2 separate regions of the Homo sapiens genome follow, and region 1 is linked to region 2. The links are chromatin contacts, found by Hi-C or POLR2A ChIA-PET in ENCODE. All regions are on one chromosome and are shown on one strand. The core of a region is the stretch at or near the end of the contact, and the rest is flanking DNA. Distances in the headings are between cores, read along the strand shown. Region 1 overlaps LOC105369896 (a long non-coding RNA gene). Region 2 holds the start of LINC02404 (long intergenic non-protein coding RNA 2404).

Region 1 (5,374 bases), core at 581-3,080, 310 kb before region 2:
AAAACCGCTTAATAAACTACGTATTGATGGAACGTATCTCAAAATAATAAGAGCTATTTATGACAAACCCATAGTCAATATCATACTCACAAGGGGTTTATTGGGAGGTCACCCATCATAAGTTGTGGAGCATCTGTATTGTTCAGTGCCAGAGACTGCTCCAAGCTTTCCTCCCTTAAACTATAAAATTATTATAATTCTATGTAAAAGGTGAAAAACTAAAAATCAAAAACATTTGGCAATTTGCCTAGAGTAGTAAGTGGCAGAATGGAAATTAACTGAATTTGGGACTCCCTAAATCCTTAAGTAACCATTCATATAGAAAGCATGAAGGTCTAAAACAGAAGAATAAAAAGTAAAAATCAATTCATCTCTCTCAGTATGACAATCATCATTTTTAGTAAACATTTTAAGCATCAGAATCACCACTCATTGTCCATCTGTACATTTTTTTCTTCTTCAAAAATATTTTTGGTTTGTGTTGTAGCTGCTGCCTCACTAAGTACAGTATATTTATTTCAGATCTTAGAAAACTCTTTTTTTTTCTGGAATAATCAACAACGTGAAAATTCTTATTTAAAATAGAATTAAAGCACTCTAGAAGCAAGGGACACAACAATTAGTCTCTATAGCAACTGGATATTATACAAGGAAAACGGTGAGCATGAAGGAGAATTTGGGAAGAGGTAAGAACAATTCATGTGAATTGTGAAGAGTCCTACAAGAAAGCCAGATTGTTCCCTGGGGTCTCTTTGAGGGCAGGGAGAGAGAATGAAAATACAGATAATGAGGATGACTCTTGGCAGGTAAATGTTTGTAAAAGTAATGTCATTGTTTATAAAAGTAATGTCATAATGGAAAGGCTGCAGAGGTGAGGGGTTAAATCCAGGAAGGGAGGTGAATGGAAACTTGAAATTTGGAAATTTTGAATAGTTTGATCTTAGCACAAACCATTTACAATAACTTTCAATATAAAAATTGAAACATGATATATAAGTATATGACTATTTTTCAGCATATGCTATGCATTATAATTTGGAAGAAGGCCTAGATCTCTATGTAATAGTAGAATCTCGCCTATAACTATGTCTAACATGAGAGGCAGAAGGTTTAATAAAATATTTTTAAATTGCCATTAGTCCTGCCTTCACTCATTTAGTTTCAATGAATGACATTTCTAGTTTAAAAAAATAGCATATGAAAATTTCCTCCAATGAAATACCATATTTAGTCCATAATATAAGATAAAATTTAAAAGATTTATGAAACCCAATTTTGGCAATGATGCAGGGAAATGAGTACTCACATACATCATAAATTGTCGGTAGGAGTATCTTTCAGCTTAGCAACACTTAAATGGTGTATGGTTTTTAACTCAGCACTTTCATACCAGAGAAATATTTGCACTTATGTAGTACAAGGATCCTTAAAAGAGGAAAGAGAGAGGCAGAAGAGTGAGAGTCTGAGAAGAATATGTGACTGTGCAAGTAGATGATGGGATCACCGTTCACTTTGAAGTATGGGGCAAGGAATGCAGGCATTCTCTAGAAGCTGGAAAAGACAAGGAAAGGAAAACTCCCCTAGAGCCTCCAGAGGGCACAGCTCATTCTTTATTATTTCAGCCCAGTGAGATCTATGTTCAATTTCTGACCTCAATATTCTAAGAAAATAAATTTGTGCTGTTTTAAGCCTTACATTTGTGGTAATTTGTTATAGCAGAAATAGGAATGTTGTGATTTTTAGTGTGCAAGAGATGTGATGTAATCTAATTGCCAATATATGGTTGGCTGCTTTCCTCAAAGCATGTTACCCCATTTGGGGTTCAGTTTCACTTTCTGTTCCTGGAAGATCAGACCTGCACTGGAAGCAATAGTTAGGCCAGTGCTGGTGAGAGGGAGCCCAAGCTGTTGAGTCAACGAATAGCCTCTGTCTCTACCATAATGAGAACAATATTCATGAACCTATTTTGCTAGCATTAAGATGGCTGAGGACAGAATCCAGCTGACATCAGCTAGTGAAGTCATTCTCTCCACTTGGTTGCTTAGTGCCTCTTCTACAATGGCATTAAGAAGTAGTATAGTGATGCTAATACTTTCTGTTCATTTCCATAAGTCCATACACATTTTTCCCCTCCTTGAACTTCTGATTTCACTCATTATAGGCTCTTCAACAGGGAGCTAAGTTATTTATTGCTCATGAGTTTATGTATACCCTTACTTAAGGCTGCTTCTCTCTCCACATTAAGTGAATGACCAGATGTACTTTCCAATACTCTCCCAGTTGATAGGATTTTCCTCCATCACTATCTTCCAGGACCATCCTTGCCTGGAACTTTGTTGCAGAAAAACAAAATTCCATCTTACAAACATATTTTAAGTTGGCCCTTTCATGAGCTCAGTTTGGGCCTTTTCTTCCTCTCGCAGCTGATAGCTCATGAAGCCACAGGAATGAGTCGAAAGAGTGGTGTCATACAGTTGGCATAAATACGTGGGTCATCTTTTTGTGAAGATTACTGTAATCTCTAGCATGTTCAATTCCAATCCTTCATGTATAATAGCCATCTTATGATAAATTGCTGATTAGCCTACCTCACCTTGTATCTTGGTTGGTCTTATAGTAGTCAGTACATGAAGGTTACTTGAGTTTCCATAGTCAGACATTTTTTTTTTTATCATGGCATTGTAGCATGTCATGAGCTGCTTTTCAAATGATACATAAGTTCTTTTCTGCAGATGGCAAGGCCTAGTTCCATAATCTCAGAGGTCTGTGCTGTGATTCTCCTACTAGGCTTGCCAGGGGCTCCATTTGGTATTTTTGTTTCCCACAGATGCCGCTAACCATGGCACTGCCAGGTTATATGCCTTATGTGGCATAGCTCCTCATATCTGTTAAAGTGGTCTTTCTTCCCTGGCCTCACTCAAAGTGAGCAGTTCCACATCTTTCCCAATACATGTGTCAATGCAATATTTACAAGTTCAAAATATGCTATCCACCAATGGATGTCAATATCAAAGGGCAAAATTTTGAAGAGAAACAGTATGTTGGCATAACCTCGAAGTAGCTTTCCAAAGATATTTATCAATTATAAAGAGAATGTAGTAACTTTATAGTGGTGAAACTCAGCAGATACCACCTATACCAGATAATCAAGGTTAACACACTAGCAATGCGGCACATCAAAATATTGTGCTCCCTGGTATAGCGTACTGACAAAAAGACAACACTTCTGTGGTATCCTTGCCAAAAAATGCATAATCTCCGTATGATCATGACAAAACATCAGACAAATCCAAATATTCAACAAAATGACTTATTAGAGCTCATCAAAAGTGTCAAGGCCATGAAAGATAACAAAACATTTACAAACTATTAGTGATTGAAGGAGACAAAGGAGTCACAATAATTAAATGCATTATGAGCTCTTAAATTTGATTCTAAAAGGGTAAAAGAAACGTTAGGCAGAAAACTGATGAAATTCAAGTAAGGCTTATGGTTTACTAAATTTATTTAGCATTCTACCAATTTTCTGGTTTTGATAATTATACAATGGTTGTGTAAGTTAACATAAGGGTGTCAGGGTATAGGTTATATGTGAACTCTCTGTATGAGTGTTAACTTTTATGTAGATCTAAAAATATTTCAAAATACAATAGTGAAAATAAATTAAACATTAAAAATGTAATTGGATTAAATATTCTATTTTTTATTCCAAAATGGATGAAAGAATCAGACCCAATTTATGTCGCTTTCCAGAAACACATTTTAAATGTAAGCTAAAAATAGGTTGAAGTTAAAATGATGTAATACTAAGCACAAGAAAGCTGATATAGCTAAATTAACATCACACAAAGTAGACTTTATGACCAAAAAATATTATTACTAGAGACAAAAAGAGATATTTCATAATAATAAAAGTGTAAATTTTTCAAGAAGCTACAAAAACCTTAACTATGCAAGCACCTAATAAAAAAGCTTTAAAATAGGTAGAAAATCAAACAGAAAAAAGTCATAGTTGAAGATTTTAATAACCCTTTGTCAGTAATTTGTAGAAGAAATGGGTCAAAATACCAGTAAAGATACAACCCTATTAAACAATCGACCTAATTGACATTTTTAGAATACAATACCCAACAACTGAAGAATACATGCTTTGTTAAAATTAGGAAGAAAATCCTAAGATGGAGAAAATTTTAAGAGGCTGACAATGTAGAGCTTTCATATTAAGGTAACAAATTAATATTTAACGTGAAGGGCAATGAAAAGACAAAGAAGAATTTTAGCAGGGAAGTGGATGATATAAAACTGACAATAAATTTTATATTGTTGATTTGCCAAAATTTATACCAAATGTCATCAGGAGAGTGCTAAGCAAAACATTTAAATAGGTTTAGGCCATGAAGAAGAAATTTCTAAAAATAAAATGAAACATAAAGATTATCAGAGCAAATAATTTTTAACATATAAAAATAAAATTTACAGAATGAAGAAAGGGGATGTTTTATAATACTTAGATATGCATTAGGCCTAACTAAGAATAAGCAACAACAGAAAAAGGAATTCTATCATAATGCCATTCCCAAAGCATCCAAACACTCACACACACACAGTCACACCCACACACACCCCCACACACAGAGCTGAGTCAGCAGGAAGAATTTGTTCTGGTTCAGAATCTTTCAAGATATTCGTGTAGGATTAAAGCGATTTTCTAGTTTCCTTGGTCTCTCTTGACCACAAAGTCCACGATTCAGTCACTCTATGATTTCTATCAAACGTTAGTCTTTGATACAGGAAAGGAATGTAAAGATAGCATATTTTATTTTCAGCATTGTTATGTGCTTTGAGATTTCTCTTTTTAAGTACTAGATATTTCTACACCATCAGTCACAGGGAAAACCCTACAGGCTACTATGTAACCTAGAGGCACAGGTTTGGGCCAAGAACAGTTCAAAAATAAGAGCCGTTTGAACACAGAGATCTAACAATGACAAGTTAAAGTTAGTTTTTTCACCCTTTTGGTCTCATAAATTTAAGGAAAGACCTAGATCACAGGAAACATTACTTCTTTCCTATAATTTTTCTTGCCTCTATTTTAGTCTCACAGTTTCTTGGGGCTACCCAAAGAAATCCATTTTCTGTCTTGCTTATCATGTGTCTGAAATCATCTTTTAACCTTTAGATTTCCAGGCTAAGAAAACTGACAAAGCAAAATCTAACCTGACTTGAAATGTAAATGTTGACCCAGTTTTCTCTTTTATCTTGTTCCCTTAGTACTGATTTGTGTGAAATGGGAACAGATGGTAATGTGTTACTTTTGGGAAAAAAAACACAACAAAAAAACCTTACCTCTAAAATGCCCCCCTTCACTCAATAA
Region 2 (5,132 bases), core at 1,843-4,342:
AAAATAACAATAAGTAATCTACCTGCCTATTTGTGTGTCAATAAGTATAATTCATGAAAGTCTTCAATGAGTAGTAAAACTACTATTTGTTGGGCCACATACTTTCCTAAGAAATTTATGCGTATTTTCTTGCTTAACCTTTACCACACAATCCATGTAGCAGATACTAGAATTATATATAAGCCAGGCATGATGGCTCATGCCTGTAATCCCAGGACTTTGGGAGGCCAAGGGGGGGGCAGATCACTTGAGGTCAAGAGTTCGAGACCAGCCTGGCAGAGAGAGGCTGAGGCAGGAGAATAACTTGAACCCAGGGGGCAGAGGTTGCAGTGAGCTGAGATCGCACCACTGCACTCCAGCCTGGGCAGCAAGAGCGAGACTCTGTCTCAAAAAAAAAATTTTTTTTTAAAGAATTATATATACTTATAAATATATGTTCTATTTATATATGCACTAAAATATATATAGTATTTATATATTCTAGTACAATGGACTTGTACCAGTCTATGGACTGTTAGGAACCCGGCTGCACAGCAGGAGGTGAGTGACTGGCAAGTCAACATTACCACATGAGCTTGGCCTCCTGTCAGATCAGCAGGGGCATTAGACTCTCAAAGGAGCATGAATCCTACTGTGAAGTGCACATGCAAGGGATCTATATTGCACTCAATATGAGAATCTAATGCCTGATGATCGGAGGTGGAACAGTTTCATTCCAAAACCATGCTTCCCTCTGCCCCATCCATGGAAAAATTGTCTTCCAGGTAAATCAATCCCTGGTGCCAGAAAGGTTGGGGATTGCTGTTCGTGTGTGTGTGTGTGTGTGTGTGTGTGTGTGTGTGTGCAAAATTTGGGTAGCTGGGTAGCTGCTATATGGATATATATTTTAGAAAGAAGTCAAGAATCTTGATGGGTAAGAAGCAAAGCAGGGATTTGAACCAGGGTTGGTCTAATACGAAAACTGAGGCTCTTCAGCAGTATTATTCCACATCTAAATGTAATTATTCAATGCCATCAGTCATAATGGAAATATAAATTAAAACCACAATGTGACACTAATATACACCCATCAGAATGGCTGCAATTAAAACTAGCAACAACAAGTGTTGGTGAGGATGCAGAGCAACTGTAACTCTCATACATTGCTGATGGGAGTGTAAAATGTTACAAACACTTTGAAAGAAATTTTTACAGTTCCTAATAAATTTAGATATAGTATGTATGCCCTTTAATTCAGCAAACTCCTATATATTTACTTAAGGAAAATAAAAATAGATGTCCACAGAAAGACATCTATAAGAATGGAAATAGTAGCTTTGTTTGTAATAGCCCAAAACTGGAAACAGCCCAGGTATGAAAATAATGGAAAAACAGTGACATATTCTTTTAATGGACTACTACTTGACAATACAAAGGAATAAACTGTGAATACACTCAATGGCATAAATGCTTGTCCCAGACATTATGCTGTGAAAAAAAGCCAGACACAAAAGAATGCATGCTGTATGACTCCATTTATATAAAGTTCTAAGAGTGGCAAAAAACAAAAACCAGAAAACAAAAACAGTGGCTGCCTCTTAGCAGAGTGGGAGGGGTTGACTTGGAAGAGATATGGGAAAACTTTCTGAGTAATAAAAGTAATAAAAAATACTTTTTATCTTGATAGGTGTGTGGGTTACATGAGTGTATGCATTGGTCAAAATTGTACAGTAATTGAATATATATAAATCTTGCCTCAAAAACAACTAAAGAAACAAATATTAATAAAATAGGAGAAAATGGGAAAAGAGGAAAGGTGAAACAAACATGACATTGATAGTTGATAACTACCAAAACCAAGGTCAGGACATGGGGAAATATATCATTCTGTTTATTTTGATATGTTCAAAATTTTCCATCATAAAAACTAAGTATTATCAAATTCTTAGTCATGTGTTGTATTAGGGTAATTAAAATACAAATTAGTAGTGAGTTTGAGGCCAGATTGCTCATCATCCTGGCCCAGTGCAAAAAGCAAATCTGATCATGTTCCCTCCCTTCTTAACAATGTTAACAAACTTTCCATTCTTCACCCTGAAGAATAGTGTGAATTCCTCAGAGTGGCTTTGGTATGAAGAAACTTCATACCATAGATATATGTGCAAAGCAGTGTGCAGAATTCTGTTAGTTATATTATTTATTTAGACTGAGACCATCTCTATGAAGGTTTTATAGATAAAAGTGTATATCAATGAAGGGACTCAAAACTAGATGGATAGTGACAGGGCCTACAGAAAGTTCAAATTTTGGATTCCTTCAGCTTTTTCCTACTTCGATTGTGATAGAAAGAGCTCTAAGATTCTGACTCCTGGAGTCCCCAACCTGTTATAATGTCCTCCCCTTGAATGTGGGCAGAGTAAGTGAATATGGTGGGATATCACTGACTACTAATCATGTGACTTTGAGTTCATCAAAAGGGGGGATGATCCTGGGTGGGCATGACCTAATCAGATGAGTGCTTTAAGGGAAGCGGAAATGGGATAGGGAAGCTCTTCTGTTGGCCTCAGAATGAAGCAAACTGGCATGTTCTGACAGGGCCTATGGAGGGGCTGTGTGGGTGACTTCTAGGACTTAGAGGGGTCTCCAGTTAACAGCTAGTTAGAAATAATTTTCCCAATTGCACAGCTTCAGATAACTGAATTCTGCCAATCACCATGTGAGCTTGAAAGAGGTCCCTGAGCCTCAAACGAGATTATAACCCCAGCCAACTCCATGATTTCAGCCCAATGAGACTATGAACAGAGGACCCAGTTAACCCATACCCAGACCCATAAAAGTCTTCAGATAATACCTACGTGTTTGTGATGATTAATACTGAGTGTCAACTAGATTGGACTGAAGGATGCAAAGTATTGATCCTGGGTGTGTCTATCAGGGTGTTGCCAAAGGAGATTAACATTTGAGTCAGTGGGCTGAGAAAGGCAGACCCGCCCTTAATCTGAGTGGACACCATCTAATCAGCCACCAGCCCAGCTGGAATATAAAGCAGGCAGAAAAACGTGAAAAGACTGGCCTAGCCTCCCAGCCTACATCTTTCTCCCATGCTGGATGCTTCCTGCCCTCAAACACTGGACTCCAGGTTCTTGTTTTGGGACTTGGACTGGCTCTCCTTGCTCCTCAGCTTACAGATGCCTATTGTAGGACCTTGTGATAGTGTGAGTTAATACTTAATAAACTCCCCTTTATCTATCTATCTCTCTCTCTCTCTCTCGTTAGTTCTGTCCCTCTAGAAAACCCTAACTAATACAGTGTTGTTTTGAGCTACCAAGTTTGTGATCACTCATTATGCAGCAGTCAAAAATGAATATGCCCCTTCTCTCCCTATTTCTCTCAATGTTCCAGTCACTCTGAACTTTTCTTAGTTTCCTAATTAAAACATTCCTTCCATAAATTTTGTTCTGCAAGAACTACTCACTTTGCCTGTAATGTCCTTATTATCTTTTCTGCCATTTGATTATTTTTTAACTTTTATTTTAGGTTCAGGAGTACATGTGCAGGTTTGTTATATAGGTAAACTTGTGTCACAGGAGTTTGTTTTGCAGATTATTTTCTCACCCAGATACTAAGCCTAGTATGCAATAGTTATTTTCTCTGCTCTTCTCCCACCTCTCACCCTCAACCCGCAAGTAGGCCTCAGTGTCTGTTGTTTCCTTCTTTGTACGTCCATGAGTTCTCATCATTTAGCTCCTACTTATAAGTGAAACATATGGTATTTGATTTTCTGTTCCTGCATTAGTTTGCTAAGGATAATGGCCTCCAGCTCCATTCATGTTCCTGCAAAAGACATGATCTCATTCGTTTTTATGGCTGCATAGTATTCAATGGTGTATATGTATCACATTTTCTTTATCCAATCTGTCACTGATGGGCATTTAGGCTGATCCCATGCCTTTGCTATTGTCAATAGTGCTGCAATGAACATTCACGTGCATGGGTCTTCAAGGCAGAATGATTTATATTCCTCTGGATATATAGCCAGTAATGGGATTACTGGGTCAAATGGTAGTTCTGTTTTTAGCTCTTTGAGGAATCACCATGCTAATTTTTTCAATGGTTGAAGTAATTTACACTCCCATTAACTGCCTGTTGAGTATTACCCATCCTTCAGAACCCAGATCAACTCTTCCTCTCCTGGAAGACTTGACCAATTGCCCCAGGCAAAGTTTATTCCTCCCTGCTCTAGATTTCCACCATACCCTGTTCTTTCTCTCCCTTCCTTCCTCTCTCTATTTCTCTTAATAGCATATAAATGAGTTGAAAGCAGAAACTCATAATATTCATGCTCAAGTCACTTTGAACTAGGATATAATTATGCTTACAACATAGTAGCCACTCAGTAAATAGCTACTGGGTTAATACACATACTGTTTTTCATTAGAATGCTTCTGGAATTTATTTAAGTTAACAAATATTTATTTTTCAGAGCCTCTGAAAGCTGTAATGGACAATAAGAAGATGAGTAGGGCATGTTTCCTATCTCAAATAAGTGGAATAGGATTTGCACAGAAAAAATAACTGCAAGGCAAAATACGACCTGTGTCACATAAGAAACAGAATCTGGTCTGTTGGGGGCTTCTCAGAGACAAAGAGATGATGGTCCACAGGATGGAGCATCTCTCTGACACTTCCAGTGTGTATTTTAGGGAGGAACACCTTTCCATCATTATTGGGGAGGTTGGAACAAAGAAGGGGAAAAACAATGGCAGTTCTTATCTTTCAGGTAGCTGTATGGTGAGCATTCCTCTCCCAGCAATCTGTTGTTCTTTGTGAGCAGACTGGAGTGTGACAGCTGTGAAAACGATCAAAGGCAGGTCCCAGACAGGAGAGGGCTGATGACAATGCCAGTTTCCCTCTAAGACCCTGTGGACAGCAGGGCCATGAGGGATGCTGTGACACAGAGTCTTGCTTGATGCAGTGTGTGGTGTTACTCACAGGAGTGGGTTCAGCCACTCTTGGTGTGAAACCCAAGGAAAATGTCTCTGCCGCAGCTGATGTCAACATGTACAGCATGTGACCAGCTTGCATTGTAAGTCAGACACCCACATCCTGTTGCTTTACCCTCTCACCAGTTCTCCCTTTAAGTGATTTATCAA

The links. A loop is a pair of places that touch in the nucleus more often than their neighbours do. ChIA-PET counts read pairs that join two places held with the same protein, here RNA polymerase II (POLR2A). Pooled maps may share reads with other maps.
Region 1: a pooled map shows a loop between it and region 2 (2.4-fold over the local background). The contact joins the enhancer-like site here to the promoter of LINC02404 in region 2. A Hi-C loop is called at or near these places in 2 of 168 maps with a recorded cell type or tissue (CD4-positive, alpha-beta memory T cell and naive thymus-derived CD4-positive, alpha-beta T cell) and 6 of 50 pooled maps. POLR2A ChIA-PET finds 5 or more read pairs at or near these places in 2 of 52 experiments (GM10248 and naive thymus-derived CD4-positive, alpha-beta T cell).

What each region holds. Positions count from the first base shown.
Region 1 is chr12:91,560,766-91,566,139 of GRCh38, forward strand. The region is part of intron 1 of LOC105369896 (a long non-coding RNA gene); the gene reads right to left. Among named protein-coding and RNA genes, the nearest start is that of LINC02823, 240 kb to the left of the region's middle. Within about 2 kb of position 1,831, at least 2 of the 41 ENCODE cell types and tissues checked have a DNase peak (open chromatin) inside an H3K27ac peak, as active enhancers do.
Region 2 is chr12:91,872,211-91,877,342 of GRCh38, forward strand. LINC02404 (long intergenic non-protein coding RNA 2404) reads left to right here and starts at 3,093. Exons shown (of 3, transcript XR_945201.2): 1 at 3,093-3,194.